Linked DNA regions of Mus musculus: region 2 is linked to region 1. A link is a loop called in an ENCODE intact Hi-C map of the cell type or tissue named here. Cell type or tissue: left cerebral cortex. All regions are shown on one strand.

Region 1 (8,000 bases):
TGTGTCACTGTGGGCATGGGCTTCAGACCCTCTTCCTAGCTGCTGTCAGTCCCACTAGCAGCCTTCAGATGAAGATGTAGGACTCTCAGCTGCTCCTGCACCATGCCTACTTAGATGCTCCCATGCTTCCACCTTGATGATAATGGACCGAACCTCTGAACCTATAAACCAGCCCCAAATAATGTTGTCCTTATAAGAGTTGCCTTGGTCATGTGTCTGTTTACAGAAGTAAGCCCAATTAAAATCTACATGTGAGGATGAACATGAGATCTTCATGTGATGATGGCCATGGGATCTGCCTGTTAGGATGAGCATGGGGGTCTGCATGTGAGGGTAGGGGGTCTGTATGTCAGATGGACATGGAGTATGGAAGCATGAATAGGAAGTCTGTATGTGAAGGGCATGTAATCTGAATGTGGTAGGAAGTAAGGAACACAACAGAGCATATACACAGAGACCCAGGAAGCTGCTAAGTGGGAAGGCATTGTAAGCTGAAGATGCTTGATGAGATCTGATGTCATCATTGAAAGAAAAAAGAAAAGAAAAGAAAAAAAAAAAAACTAGCCTGAGAAGTAACCATTGATGGGAAGGGGCATTAAAAAAAAATCTCTCCCTGCAATCATGAAAATCTGTTTTCTCATTTTGTTTATGAGTTAAATTTTTATTCAGCATTGATTCAAATAGCAAAGTAGGAATTATTTTCCTATTCTTATCAAATCCAGTCTCAAATGTGGTTAAGCAGACATGTTCAAATGCTAAAGAAATGTGTTTCTTATATTTATATAAAATTCTCCCCTTCTTACTGTAAGCAAAAATACTTACCTCAAATTGTCTCTCTGATCCGCATTGCATTTCCCATTTTACAGATAGGAAAAAAAAAAAAAAAAAAGAGTACCATACAGGAAAGCAGACGCATCTTCGCGTCAGCGCAGCCTGTGCAGGGGTCAGTACTCAGTACCAGATTGTTCATTGCTAAAACGCATTGTTTTACTACGTTATTCATTGGTTAGACTGCAGACTGAAGATATCAAGAATTTAATCTATGCCCATGTTTGTTTTTATTTTCAAAATGTAAATAGGATTATACAATATCAACAGAGAGGAAAAAAAAAAAAACATTAGATTCATCAAGAGGAAAGTCCACTGAAATAGTTGCATGAGTAGATTTTTTTTTCTTAGCCAGAAGATGATTTTAGGCATAGGGTCGATAAGTTCCATGACTTAACCATTGTGCCTGGCTCTGCGGAGAACATTTAGGGAATATGATCTAAATTTTAAAGTGATCCTTACTGAGAATTTAAATCCAGCTCGGTTTTGATACGTTATCATTTGTGATAAATACAAATGGATGCCATCTTCCCACACTTAAAAACCCATATGCATCTGTAAACATAAAGGTTAACTACAGTTGTCAGGCCAAGTCTGTCACCAAGAGTCCTAGAGTAGCTCAAAACTATTTTGTTAATCTTTGATTTTTCCTCCCCACTAATTAGCTAAAACATTGGTTAATCCGTTAATATTTGTGAAGAATGCAGAGTAGAAAGCCTTGTCTGAATCATCTTTACTTGAATTGAATAATACTTCAGAAAGTATTAAATGCTGCAATTGAATCAAGAAGTATGAATCTGCCACCCAGCATGTTCAATCAAAAACAAGCATATGTTCACACAGGTACTTCACATACAAGACCCAAGCCTTCAAAGTAGTTCAATAGAATTAAGAGCATGAATCTGTCTCCACTATACAGCATCGTGTACATGCCTCAAATCATGCTATGGTGAAAGAAATGTATTATTACTATATTTACTTATACTGGGAAGGAATGGAAAAATACCAAAAATGTTCAGCTATTGACTTTTTTCTTTCTTTCTTTCTTTCTTTTTTTTTTTTTTCTGTTCAGAATCCGAAAACATCACTCTTCTCAGCAGAGGGCATCTGGGAGTGAATAAGAATTCTGGAAACATTAGGATCTCCTAGTCTCACTATTTTCTTTGAGACAAGAAAACTGGGACCAGGGAAGGAAAACTTACAAAATTCGGCTAAATAAGCATGGAATCAAATTAAGGTAGCATAGATACAAATAGCCTCATGTGACTCCAAGGCTAAAGCAGAATCCGACCTGCGCCAGAACTTTCAGAATCATGCTGGGTTTGTCCCGTGAGCAGATTCAGAAACACCTTCCATAACAAATGGCCAACTACATAAAACTGTAATTACAGCAGGGAAGTTATGCATTATACAAACCCCTTAACACATATTATTCAAAATCTGCTATAACTAATAGTCAAAATCATAAATTATTGTCTTTTAATTATTTTTGTATGACCCCTACTGAAAATACAAAACAGAAAGAAATGAAATAAAATACAATGAAAAGAACAACAACAAAAGTTATTCAAAGCCCCACAGCCTTGTACGCTTAAAGAAGCAGGCACAACTAAGGAGAGGCTGGTATCTATCACTAACCAGAAAGCAAAGTAAGCCATTGTGAGAGCTCCCTGCTTTATATCTCTGCCTCTCGAAACTCATTCCAAAGAATGGAATCATCTAGATCATTCTTACTGCCCCCCTCAGTCTCAAGACTGTCTGCCCAGCACTGCTGACATGCACTCCAGTGTGCACTTTCCTTCCATTTGAGTATCTGTGTCAGGTTTATTTATAGCCGATGCCTTCAAACGCAGCATTTCCAGGTATGAGAAATAAAATCTCTACAGTGATCCTAGAAACCCTCACAAATGGCCTTTGAGAAGACAATGGAAAAAAATCTATAATGCAACATGTGCATTATGATTCGCTGAGACTCCAAAGCACGCTTACCTTACACTCTAGTAAGCATGTGTACAGTTACAGAAGTGATGGCGGCCCTGTGCATCTTTTTATGGAACTATCTGACTACTCTAGGATTACTGCCGCCACCTCTTTCCTTCTCTTTCTCTCTTTTCTCATTAGGAATTCTCTGAAATTTAGGCACCCTCTTTGTTTCTTACTGAGATGCCTTTCTAGTCCTGAGCTTTTTAAAATAACCCATTACAAAAGCAGGCCATGCTTCCCCCTGCTGGGAAAAAATTAAATTACAAGGTACATTAGAATGATTTCCTAAATCTGAAGAAATCTAGTGTTTGGGAAAGAAAAAATCAGCAGGAAACCAGATACTTCGTGGTCTCCTAACTCTTTTACTGGTCAAAAATACTCATGCATCTCACCCTGGTAAGACTTTTATCTACATCTCTTAGTTCTGTAAGTTTTAGAAATACAATTAATACACATTAATTGAGCTAATTATTAAATTATTAAATTATTAAATGAGCTAATTATTGAGCCATCTGTCCCAAAGAGAGCTCCAGGTCAGAGAAGATTTTGAATCTTCTTTCATTGTACACTGAATGGAAATACTTCTGAAGAACTGACTGAAGCAAACAAATCAAAGAACACATTTTAAATCTGTTCATGTTTATTGAGTCATTATTTTCCAATATGCAGTTGCTCTCCAACAGGAGAGAAGAGTACTGTTCGTAACTTTAGTATTTCAGTTTAATTTATTATGACTTGATTATTAGGTAGTGGTAAACATGATTGCATTTCACTGCCTAACTACTCTACAAAGCCAGCTTTTCCCTTGAAAACAGGATAAGTATTTCACATTCCACATTTTTTCCTGGCAGTCTTTCATGAGATACTTTGTTATTATAGGTTATAATAAATAGCAACCACTAAAAATGCCAAAATGCATCTAATGTCTCTGAATCGTATGAGGAGTAAAAATCTTTCTATGATACACAAGTAAATCTCAAAAGTATCTTAATGCTGAGGGGCATGCTGAGAGAAAGATGTCACTGATTCTTCTAGTGGGTAAGACCTCAGGCTACAAAGCTACACTCTAGCCAGTTTGATGATGAAGCACTTCATTATTAATAAAACATTCATCTAAAAATTCTGCAGTTGTGTTAAATAGGAGAGTGCAGGGTACCAGGTATCCTGGATGTCTTCAGTTGCTACCATTGTTTCACATATATGGAACTATATTGGGTTAATATTTCTGACGGAGAAGTTTTCATGTGTACCTTTTTTTTCAAACGACCTTTCAAAGCAATGCAAAAGGCAAGACATAGATGTTCCTCTGGGAACTGAATCTCTGCTACATCACAGGTACACAAAAGAAAACGCACACCTGGTTTAAAAATCAGTTGATCAATTATGGAGCGTTCCTAGGGACCAGTATCTTGCATAGTACCCAATCATCACGTTTCGATTACATTTATAAGCACTTTAGCCTCTGCTTACCACGCTCACATAAATATACGAACATGCATACTTTATTGTTGAATAATTCTAAGACTTTCCAGGGAAAATACCTATTAAAAGCTATCAAAATCACTTTGAAACGCAGAAGGAAAAATATATATTATAAATAAATAAATATATAATAACGTTAATCTGTGACCAAGATACTCTCAGAACACTCCATGGATCGCATTTACTCCTGAACTGATTTTGCTGGCTTCTGCAAAGTAACAAGGTCCCGGTGGATCACCTGACACTTGCTAGTTTCCCTGTCCAGGACCCTAACAGGTCGCATCACTCTGCCATTAGACCTCAGGGCTAATTGAGCCTCCGAGGAGCCAGGCATCCAGCACTGTGCCTCCTGCATTAGGAAAGGGCTCTCAGGGACAGTTTCTGCCCAGCTGAGAGATTGCCCTCCCCAACTTCGCCTTGCCGGGGCTGGCAGGAGCCCAGCCGGTCCTACCTTCCGCCAGAAGGCGCGACGCGTGCACAAAAGATGGATCCAGGCTATCCTTCTCTGCCATCAGCTCAGGCAAGTATTTCTCTTCTCCCATAGCGCGGACTTCGGACCGTGCCCGGTCAGGCGCAATTTCCGCCCGCTCCGACGCCTTGGTCCCTGGCTCCCCCGGGAACCGTTCTTCCACCGTAGAGCGCAGCTCTAGCGCCTGGGGCTGCGCAGACCGCGCTGGTACCTGCCTCTCCCGCGCCCCAGCCAGGCTCCGGCCGTGGCCTCAGCTGGAGAGGATGCCCGTGCGGCCCAACCCCGCCGGCTTCCTATTGGAAGCGGGGTCCGAGGGCGGGGCGCACGCGGAGACTATGGACTATCATTGGGCGGGGCCGCAAGTCGAGTCGCCTGAGTGGCAGGAGGCTGCTGCGGAGGGGAGGGGTGTGCGAAGTGCAAGCGCACTCTCCTGGCCGCCTTAGCCCGCCGTGTTCTCAGGCCTGGCCAGTGCTGTGGAGTGGGTGCGGGCTGCCAGGCAGGCACGAGGATGAGAGAGCAAGAATGTGTGCCCCATGAGCACAGAGGCTGAGCACTTCACCTAGGTCTCCAAGGCACAGGTGTCTCTCCCCTGGATGATCGCAGACTCTTGGGCAAGGTTGGAAATCTGAGACAAAATGTGGGCTGTGTTTCCCATGACCTATATCTTGGGGCAGAAGGATGTCCACTAATGTACAAATGAAGAAGTGCCTGGATTCTGTAGTAGAGCAAAACGCTTCCAGTGTACCTTGCCCGTGATACAGAATTAGTTCTAGGGATCCACCCATTCTTATGGTGCAAAATTCACTCACTGTGTAAACTTAGCGGGGAGAATTGTGAATGAAAGAAGCTAGATGATGCCTAACTTCTGTCGCTCTGATGTTCTCCTATTTTAGACATCAGGGTCTCTTTCGCTGCCATGGGAATGCTGCTGAACTACTTTGTATATGCCCCACCTTTATTTAAATGAGTATTTTACCCACAAGAATCATCGCCAAGGAAGGAGGGATAAGGGAGGTACCCTTCCCTTCCAGATGGGACCCCTGAGCTGTACCTTGTCTACTTAAAATGAAATGATTCTTTCTTTAAAATTATCTTTTCCCAAACAATCCCTTGTCAATATTTCTACCACCCATTCACCTGGGACAACTTTCCCAGTATATAAAACCTGCTGGGAGTTTCCTAATTTCTCTTATTCTGTCCACAGTGTTACCTAAGTATTTATTTTAGGTGAAATTAGGATGTTATATTGATTTTTGTATGACATTTTAAAAAGTTAACATGTTTCACATCCATGAGATAACTCACTCCAGCTCAGAAAAACACTGAGCAACCCAGAGATACCAGGTTTTGCTTCTGTAGTCGGTGTAATATACCTCATAGCTATGCTAAAGCTGAGGCTAAAATTCAAATGTAAGTAGTATGAAGCTTCAGACAGCAGGGTTTACCCTACTCTCCCATATGCTAGACACTTTTAGACTGTGCATACATCCAATTAGTGTTTAAAAGTATTGAAAAGGGTCTAGAGACTGGACTTGAATAATTGCCAAATGAGATAGACATACTGTGTTGTGTTTTCTCTCACGGGGATGCTTTCTAATGAGTGATGACAAAGAGAACCAGAAACACATGACAAATGTCAGAAATAATACTAGACTACACATAATCCTAATCTGTAGAGTACTTTGTGTATTTAGTACATAATGGACATCACAAAATAAAAATAAGCTATATTGACCCTTAGAAACCAATATTCTTATTATTCACCTCCAGAGGATTAGCAACCAAAGGCAAAAACCCAAATACCCTGGAGGGGTGCCCTCATCCACATTCAAATCCATATGTTCCCAGTAGGTGACTCCAAATCACTGCGTTCTCCCCTGACTCATATATTTTGAGGCCATCAAAACTGTGCATTAAATATTTTATCTTATAAATACAAATGTAAATAAATTGATAACCTATAAATAAATTATTGTTGAATAGAATATGTGTGGTTATACATAAATAAATTATAACTATTTATATGCTTCCCTCTTCTGATGCTAGGAAGACTCAATCATACCTTAATTGATTTTCAACCTGAGTTCTAGTCCTGAAAGACAATTTAAGATTCAATTTTGCTTATTGTACCATTATTTCAAAAGTGGTTTATTAAGAAAAATGTCACAAGTCAATTAGTATCCAAATGATGCATAAGGCACATATTCTACAGAATATGTTCTGTGGTGAATGTAGAAGACACATATTTATTTCTTTTACATATCCTATGAACATCCAAGAAATTTATTCAGCTTATCTTGCCACACTAGTGGGATATACACATTATAAATTATTAAATAAGTTAAAGCATTTGTACTTCCTTCATTGTTTCAATCAACCTTTGTATAACACACGGCCACAGAACACATTCACAATAACAATCTGGACAGATAGACCAGTCATCAAGAGGACTTGTTTCCCTGTTATGAAGACTGGTTTCTCTCACCCTCATAGCAAGCTTAGTTTCCCCCAAATGCCTGTAATGTCATCTCTACAGTGGGCAAACACAAGAGGATCACCAAAGCTACCTCCCTTCTGGACTAGCTGAGAAAGGATGAGCCACATATTTAGGGTGGGGGGAGGGACATTCCTTCAAAGGAGTAAATAAAGGACAGGGTTGTCTTCTCTTCTGGCCCCTAAGTACTCACAGGTGAGTCAACTCACAGAAATGCATACAAAGAAAGAAGGAAGGAGAAAGAAAGAAAGAAAGAAAGAAAGAGAGAGAGAGAGAGAGAGAGAGAGAGAGAGAGAGAGAGAGAGAGAGAGAGGAAGGAAGGAGAGGGAGGGAGGGAGGGAGGGAAGGAAGGAAGGAAATAGAAAAGAAAGAAAGAAAGAAAGAAAGAAAGAAAGAAAGAAAGAAAGAAAGAAAGAAAGAAAGAAAGAAAGAGGGAGGGAGGGAGGGAGGGAGGGAGGGAGGGAGGAAGGAAGGAAGGAAGGAAGGAAGGAAGGAAGGAAGGAAGGAAGGAAGGAAGGAAGGAAGGAAGGAAGGAAGGGAAAAGAAAGAAGGAAACAGGAAAAGAAAGAAAGAAGCAAGCAAGGAAGGATGACAGATTAACAAAATTGGCAGAAATTAGTAATTTGTACAATAATATGGAGACAACTGTCCTCCATGTGTATAATCACTGTTTAGAATTCTAATGAGTAGATGTATTGTCTAATATAATTGAGAATTGAAATGTTAACTGATTAATGTTTTGCT
Region 2 (8,000 bases), 260 kb before region 1:
TGCCATCTGTCTTTATTGTCTATTCTACTGAGCATTGCCCTATGGTCTACAATTCACAGGATGCTCTTGATAATGCCTTTAATATTCTTGTCTCTTTGTCTGAGCCTGACAAAAACCCAACTTGGGATCTCTGCCTGTGAGCATCTCTATTAGATACATCTTATGGTACTCTCACAACATACATAACAAAAGCAGTGTAGGAGAGGATTTATTCAGACCACAAAGCCAATCATGGTACGGATGATGGTATAGTAGTAGGATCAGGTTATGGTTATGGCAGAAGGAGACAGCATGCTCATCTCTGAGCAGATTCTGGAAGCGTCAAAAACAAAAACAAAAAACAAAAAACAAACAACCAAAAAATCATCCTTGTCTCTTTCTGTTCAGCCCACAACAATGTTCAAGAACATCTTCCCCTAGCCATTAACTCTTTCTGGAAAAGCACTCATAAATACAAGCCAAGTTGTAGTGCCTCAATGCTCTAGGTTTTTACTAACTAAAATGAACTATTACAACAACTCTGTTTGAGTTACTCTTGACAGAAAGAATGCATTGTACATTCTGTGGCACTACCACAGCATAAACTGTTTCCATTTCAACAACTGGTCCTTCTTATGTGAGACTGACTAGACTCTCTACTGCTCACATCCTGTCTTTCATATTTCTCCATTCTTCAACCCTCACACTTGGCAGATAATACTGCCTTGTACTTCACGGGGAGTTGCTGAAAAGAGAATCCAGAATGAAAAATATTGACTTAGGATAAAAATTATAAAGGCAAGCAGGAGAGATGGATCAGTGGTTAAGAGCACTGACTCCTCTTCCAGAACTCCAGAGTTCAATTCCCTGCAACCACATTGTTGCTCACAACCATCTGTAATGGGATCCTATGTCCTCTTCTAATAGGTCTGAAGACAGTGATAGTGTACTCAGATACATAACACACATACACACACACACACACTCACATACTTCCTGTTGAAAGAAATACCTTAAACTATTTTTAAAGTTATCAATAGTCCTTTAAAGGTCATGAAATCTCAGTTAACACCAAGTAGGAAACACAGACTTGTAAAGCTTCTCTAATTTAGATTTTTTTATGGATATAAAACAGACACAAGTAAACCAAGCCTAGTAGCTGTTAATAAAATCAGAGAATAAATTAAATTGAAAACACACACATTTCAGCCATATTTCCTTTGGCATTAACTAGCAGTAAAATAATCTACCACATACTGCCAAGCTACAGAGTTCTGTATACCGGTTCTGAAATTCAGTATGTAGTTTGTGGCAACCATCTGCTGAAATCAGTTTATTTCCTGTCATTCAGCTCACATGAAATTAAAATATCGATAGAAACAATTTTGGCATGGAAATTGGAAAAGTTAATAGGAAAGTCATTTAAAGGTTTCAACAGATTGTATAGTCTATGGGTTTTTTTTTGTGATACTTCCATTGTTCTGAATTATATAACAAGATGAAGTGTAAAATATCAAATGCAAGATGTAGAATCTATCAAGTGAAAGTGAAAATATGAAGACAATTATGGGATAGACAGATGCAATAGAGGATTGAGTTCACCACAAATGCTGTCTGGATGCAAAGGCATCCTTATGAGCAGACACACTAACTGCATGACAAATCTTAGGCCTAGAAGAACATACTAACACTGTCTAAATGCTGCTGTCAGAATGTCTTGGCCTGCTTCTGTTCTTTTATATTCCAAACTATATGTGTGCTTCTCCTTTTCCAAAGATATAAGATGGGTCTCTGATTTCACTATTTTTTTAAATAACTAAAATCCATTTTTGTAGAAAATGGTGTATCTTTGTCAAGACCTCTCTGTGAAACTGGTTAGGACCTATGCTCATTATCTTCATCTCTGTCTCTAAGTCTTGTCAGGCATCTTTCAGGCCCCTGGCTTGGTCTCTTGGATCTATGAGGTTTGCTTCAGGATCCAGACTCTTTCTCTATAAAATGCCCTATTTAAGTATTTTCCCTCACAGATAACCCTTCCCAGATGTGACTTGCTTCTTCATCTGGGCTTATTGTATTATTTCTTTCCCTTTTATTCCAATAATTTCATTGGCCATAGGTGGCCTTTAGTTCTAAAATCTTTGGATATTCTCCAGGCCCTCTGTCAGAATGTTGCCCTCTACTAACCTGATTCTATTGATACAGAGAGATCCAACAAGAGGTACTCAACTCTGAAAAATGATTTATGGGGCTCTCACCTAAAAACCATTGAAAACTCTCAGAGTTATCAATAAGTAGCAGAGAAAACACCAGGGTCAAATAGTTTGTAATCAATCATCATATTTTAGTTCGTTTATAAGATTATTTAACTTGTTCCTTTGTATTGTCATTAAATTGACAGAAAAACAACATATTTCATTTGTTAAATGCTTCTGTTAATATTTTCTGAATATCTTCTGTTAATATTTCTGAATTATGTTAATATTTTCACATATGTGATAACAAAATCATAATAAAGCTTCAGGTAAATGATGAATGGCCATCACATGACATAAACAGCATTGACTCAGAAGAGCCATTATTAAATGGAGCAAATATCAATTGACAGAGAAATTATATGTGGACAAATCCACTTGGCATATAATATTGGATGGAATTGTTTGAGAAACAAATTTTAATTCTGAAAATTCCTACTAATTATAAACTAAATTCATAGTCAAAATAACATGGATAAAGTAATGGATGTAACTTTTTCATAAAGAAGAAATTTGCATGCAAATTTGCTAAAAATAAAACAAAAATAAAACCTTTCTATATTTGTAATTTTGCTGTTTTCTTTAAGAAAAACATTACAACAAAGGCACTGTGATAATTCTTTATGTCATGAAACAAAACACACAAAGCTAATAGCTAGGCCCTTCAGAAATTAGTTTTGAATCACTGTTACAAAAAGTTTTTAAACCTAGATGTTAAAGTGTGATGTGAGAAAGATAATAAACATCTGGCCCCTTCTGGTGGTTTTTGGAGAAATTACAAGTATGCATATTCAGATGTTTAGCTAGTGTGAAGTAACACAGAGTAATCGTATTATCTGCAATTTTTTTTTATCCAACTAACCAACTGTTAGCAGTCACAATTACATATAGTTTGTTAGTTTTACATGGGAAGATCAAAAAAAGTCATCCATTTTAGAAACAAGAGAATCAAACATTGGGTTTAAGATCAATGAAAACCCATGAGCTTATATTGGTTTTATATATATATATATATATATATATATATATATATATATATATATATATATATATAAACAAACAGGGTTATATTGCTACATTTCAGCAAGAAACAAGTTTTCCAATCTAAAGTGTAAAATCCAGTTAAAAACATTTTTCTGAATATTTTAATACATTTGTTATAGATTTATTATTCATTTATTTGTTTTATTTATTTAATATTTTATATTATTTAATTTATTTATTATTTATTCATTTGCTATACAAATTTATTTTTAAAGCAATCACACTCATTACAACAAGATGCACTAAGATATCCCGACTGAGGATAATAGGAAATAAACACACTATATATTGTTTCTAGCGTAGAATGCAAGGAGCCTGCACTTGGAAACACAACCAGGGGATCCTACCAGCTGGATATAGGATAAAGGCCTTTTGGTGTCCTGCTGGACTGAGTGAGAACTGACTACAGTTTTCTCTTCAGTAATTCCTGGGCCTGGACTCAACACCTTGGAGGTGAAGCAGCAGTGCAGAACTCCCCTGTGATCTTCTCAAAGATGAACTCTGCATCATGCTATGCTAAGTGTCCTAAAATGGACCTTCCTGCAGTTACCCATGCAGCCAATAGTGTGTTCACTCACTGACTCATGCACAGTTATTTATGGAGTGCTTTCTGTAGCCAGTCCTGGAACTGATGCTGGTGGTAGTCAATGCATAAAGCAGATGCCACTGGATTGAACTGCTCACTAAGAGGAAGCCGACTATAAATCTCAGGGCTAATTTGAAGAAAAATAATAAGAAAAAGATACAAAATGACCCGGAATTGTGGGCCGGATGCTGTTCAAATTTGTTTCTGAGGGAAGGATTCACTGTGGAAGAGTGACATCAGAGCCCAGACGGGGGAAAGATGAGGAAACCAACAGACTGAATCAAGTGGGGAGGTAGAAACATGTGATCCAAGATTCTAATGACAATGCCGCAGTATGGAATGTAGTCACCATTTAGGGCAATTACAACATACAACACTTGGTGTGATGGGATATGTTATGATAATACAAATAGATACAACTCGATAACATCTGTGAATATAGATGAATGTATTGTATGAAGTAAAGACCTGGTATGAAGGTCTTTATACCATCGTTTCCAAAGCCCTCTTCAATGCTGAACTATTCCTATGACATTCCTATGAGCTAGTCCTATGATGACTAGAGTCTCAAAAGTCTGTAGAGAAGGAATGAAGAAACCTTCTGGATAGAAAGATACTGGGCCTAATGAATGTTCTAAAATGATCTTCAAATATTTTCTGCACTTTGTGCATTCCATGCAACACATCTTGACAACACTCATTTTACATCCTCCAAGTTCTTCTGAGCCAGCAACTCACTCTGCCTACCCAACTTCATGCCCTCCTTTTTTCTTGCTTTCTCCCCAACTTATCCAGGCCAATATGTGCTCCTTGGTATCTACACATGGGTGCTGAGCCATCCTTGGAAGTGTCACACACTGACCCAAACCCAACTCTCCTTTCTGCAGCTGGCAACTGTCACCAGGGCTTCAACAGGAGTGGGGCTTTATGAACAACTTCCCACTCCATGCCTGGGTTTTGTCTGTCTTGAGCTTGCACAGACCTTGTTTACTCTATCATGACTCATGAGAGTTCCTAAGTGCACATGCCATGGCGTGTCCAGAAAACACTAGTGTGTTTATGGCTTTTACAAACATTCTGTTCCTACTTTCACAAAGAGCCCTGAGCCTTGGGAGGGAGGGCTGGGTTAAGGAGGAGAAAGCTAGGCTCTAGAGGTTAGTAGAGATGCTGCAGTTGTGGCTCAGTGGGGTAGTGTTTGCTAGGCATAAACAAGGCCCTGGGTTCAGTTTTCAGCACTAAAATAAAATAGAATAAATGAATAAATAAATAAAATAAAATAGAAAGCAGTTTATTTTGAGAGTTCTTTTACAGACTAAAATGATACAGCTTGATAGGTGGCAGCATACTGAAGGCTGTGTTTCTGAAGGTCTTAGCCCACATTACTTCTTTTCTTTTGCCCACACTGTGGAGTGAATTATCCACAAGATATCAACTGAATGCCATATTCTACATTAAAGAAAGTTCTCTAATTCGTTCATTTCGGGGTATGTGTCTTTTCCTTCTCCAGGTTGATTTTAAAGACTATTTAAGGACACTGTGAGATCTAAGTGTACAGCTTTTTTCTGGACAACAAGAGACCGTAGCTCTTACAGGCTCTGCATTAGAATGATTTCTAAACTATTTTTAATCACCAAGGGTGAAGAAAATGCTGTTTATTTCTGCTTAATGTCTAGCTATTCACATTCTTTTTCCACTAAGGAAAAGGCCACTTTTAAGATGCGAGTTGTGTCCTATGTCCAACTCTTTCTCCAGTTGACTCTTTTACTCTGTGATGAGACTTACAGTGGACTCTGGGCTCCTGTCTGTAACCCCTGCTCTTTAGTAAACTGCAATACAAAGTATTTCACCACTTTGACCTGCCATTCAGTTCATTTATACATGGGGTCATTTGTGGAGATGATCAAGGGTAAAGTCAAATGACACTTCAAAACTTGCACATACTGTAGAAATTGTGGAACAATATAATAGAAACTATGAAATTTCAGGTGAATATCCTTTAGTGGTTCCTATTGTAAGTGCCTATTCTTTTGAGACAGAAGGCATGGAAGCTGACAGATGTCAGGCTGACGTTTGTGCCACCATGGTGCTTGGAGACTCTAATCCAGCCTGCTTTCAATATCATGAAGTTACAGTACAGACTCTTGGCAAGTAGCTCAGCTTCATCATTGCACACCCCCACCTCCTAGCACAGCCTGCTAACACAAGCCTGCTCTTCCTCAGCTTTTTGATTTCTAAAAGCAGATGTTTGTGAAAAACAAACTAGTCTCTTGAAACTCACAGTCTATTATTACTTGCTGTGATTGGATTGTTTTTGAATGTTTTAAAGTAACTACTGTTGAATTTAATTAGCTAATGTGATTTACAGGCATCCAGCTACCAGGAAATAAATTAAGGAATCATTGTTTTGGTCTAGCTTTCAAGTGATGCTGACACCCTAGTCATAACATAAATAACAGATGAATGAGCCATGCAATAGTGGCAGAAGTCTATTTCAAGGAAAAATTGCTTAAACAGATTTCTATGCAGGTGTTTAGGTAAAAATAGTCTGACTGCAAGATGAAAAAAAAAATCTTCAGAAATGTACCTGTAGATTTTATTTCTGTATATGGCAAAAATTCCAGATGCTTGCAAATATTGAGATGTTTTAATGTTTCATATTACAGTGCAATTCATATTCATTTATATGTAATTCATAAATGACAATTTATGTTTTGCAGAATTTATTGATCATATTATTAGTCACATTAACACCCTCTGCTCAGGGTATAGTAAGTACTGTTACTGTTTTTAACAGAAGAGTTTGATGTTGTCTACTTAGATTTGTGATGGAAAAAAATATAGAAAGGGATGCTGAACTCAAATCAAATGGAGACCAGTAGGGTCTCTTACCTTCTCAGTAAGACTTTAGGGTTTATAGTGGGCCAGCACCTAAGTGCCTTCAAAGCAAATGTTGCCGAGGCAAGACTCACTACTCTTGATCTGAATCCATGAGAGTCTTGAAGAAGAAAGAAGACTTGGTTCCAGATGCTTGATGCAGCCTACACTGGGCCTGGGAGGAAGTTGGAGATACATTAGACACACCTGCTCTTTCTACCATCTAAATGTTACAATAGACAATAAAACAACTGGGAGGTAGGAGATGTTTCATGTGTAGTTTGTCCTTACTTTCCACAGTTGCTTCCCTCCCTGAAAATCTCATTTTCCATCAGGCAAAGCATGAGTAGAAAGTATGAATGTCTGACATATCCAAGACAGGCTAGATGTGAACTAGAGGCAGATTTGCTATCCTAAAGCAAATGCTCTGGTCCTAAGTTAGGATAGCCTCCTTCCTCTGTGATATCTAACAATTACCTATTATTTTCAAAGAGTCAGATATGAGTAAATGAAAATTGTCAATGTAGATGTTTTGGACTGTGGTAAATGTTCCTTTTCAGAGTATAAGGTAAGCCCCTTATTGCAGAAGAGACTAGGAAACAATGGGGCTATTGCAATTATAAATAACTATATTGACATTCCTTTTTTTCTTCTTCTTCTTTTTTGTTAAGATTATAACATGATCACATAATTCCCCTTTCCTTTTTCTCCCCAGAAGCCCTACCATATATCCATCCTCAATCTCTTAGAAATTTATAGCCTCTTTTTTCATTAACTGTTGTTATTATATACAACTTTGGAATGCATATATCCCTAAGTAGAACCTGCAGAATTTTGAGTAAATAAATTCTCATGTTTACTCAGACTCACACACTCTCTTTCCTTGTACTCAGATCAAGTGATATGATTTATATTAGGATAGACCAAATCGCTCGATGAAATATGTTATAAATGTACTATAGTTCATAGAGTATTTATAGCATGTCTAAAATGAAATTTGGAAGTGAAAAATCTGCTGCAAGGTATTGATAAAATTACCTCATTATGAGATAAAAATATTCATTTAGTTAAATTTATAACTGTGAGCAATACTACTTTTCTATTGCAAATGTCCCCAGGCATTTTGAGGCAAAATGACCTATCTTTTTTCAATATAGGACATTTTAGTTCAAAACATAGGACAAATTTAGCATTCTTATATCTAGTTTTAGTTTTGAATGTTTATACATTCTCCCATGCTGTACTTTTAATGCTCCATAGTATTG

What was found. Peaks named below come from ENCODE experiments on the same cell type or tissue, not always from the same donor. Only the 100,000 strongest peaks of a DNase experiment are listed, where the experiment ranks them.
Region 2: a loop joins it to region 1, with 3 times the contacts of the local background. A loop is called at or near these places in 3 of 42 quality-filtered maps.

What each region holds. Positions count from the first base shown.
Region 1 is chr1:32,169,753-32,177,752 of GRCm38, reverse strand. Khdrbs2 (KH domain containing, RNA binding, signal transduction associated 2) reads right to left here and starts at 5,031. Exons shown (of 9, transcript NM_133235.3): 1 at 4,745-5,031. The coding sequence starts at 4,835. In left cerebral cortex, a CTCF peak has its summit at 3,057 (motif pointing left); DNase peaks (open chromatin) are centred at 2,992, 3,823, 4,039, 5,065 and 1 more place; H3K4me3 peaks cover 4,320 bases; H3K27ac peaks cover 3,159 bases.
Region 2 is chr1:32,426,581-32,434,580 of GRCm38, reverse strand. All of the region lies in intron 4 of Khdrbs2 (KH domain containing, RNA binding, signal transduction associated 2), which reads right to left. Among named protein-coding and RNA genes, the nearest start is that of Gm9839, 90 kb to the left of the region's middle. In left cerebral cortex, a CTCF peak has its summit at 3,681; DNase peaks (open chromatin) are centred at 3,876, 4,652 and 5,977; H3K27ac peaks cover 318 bases.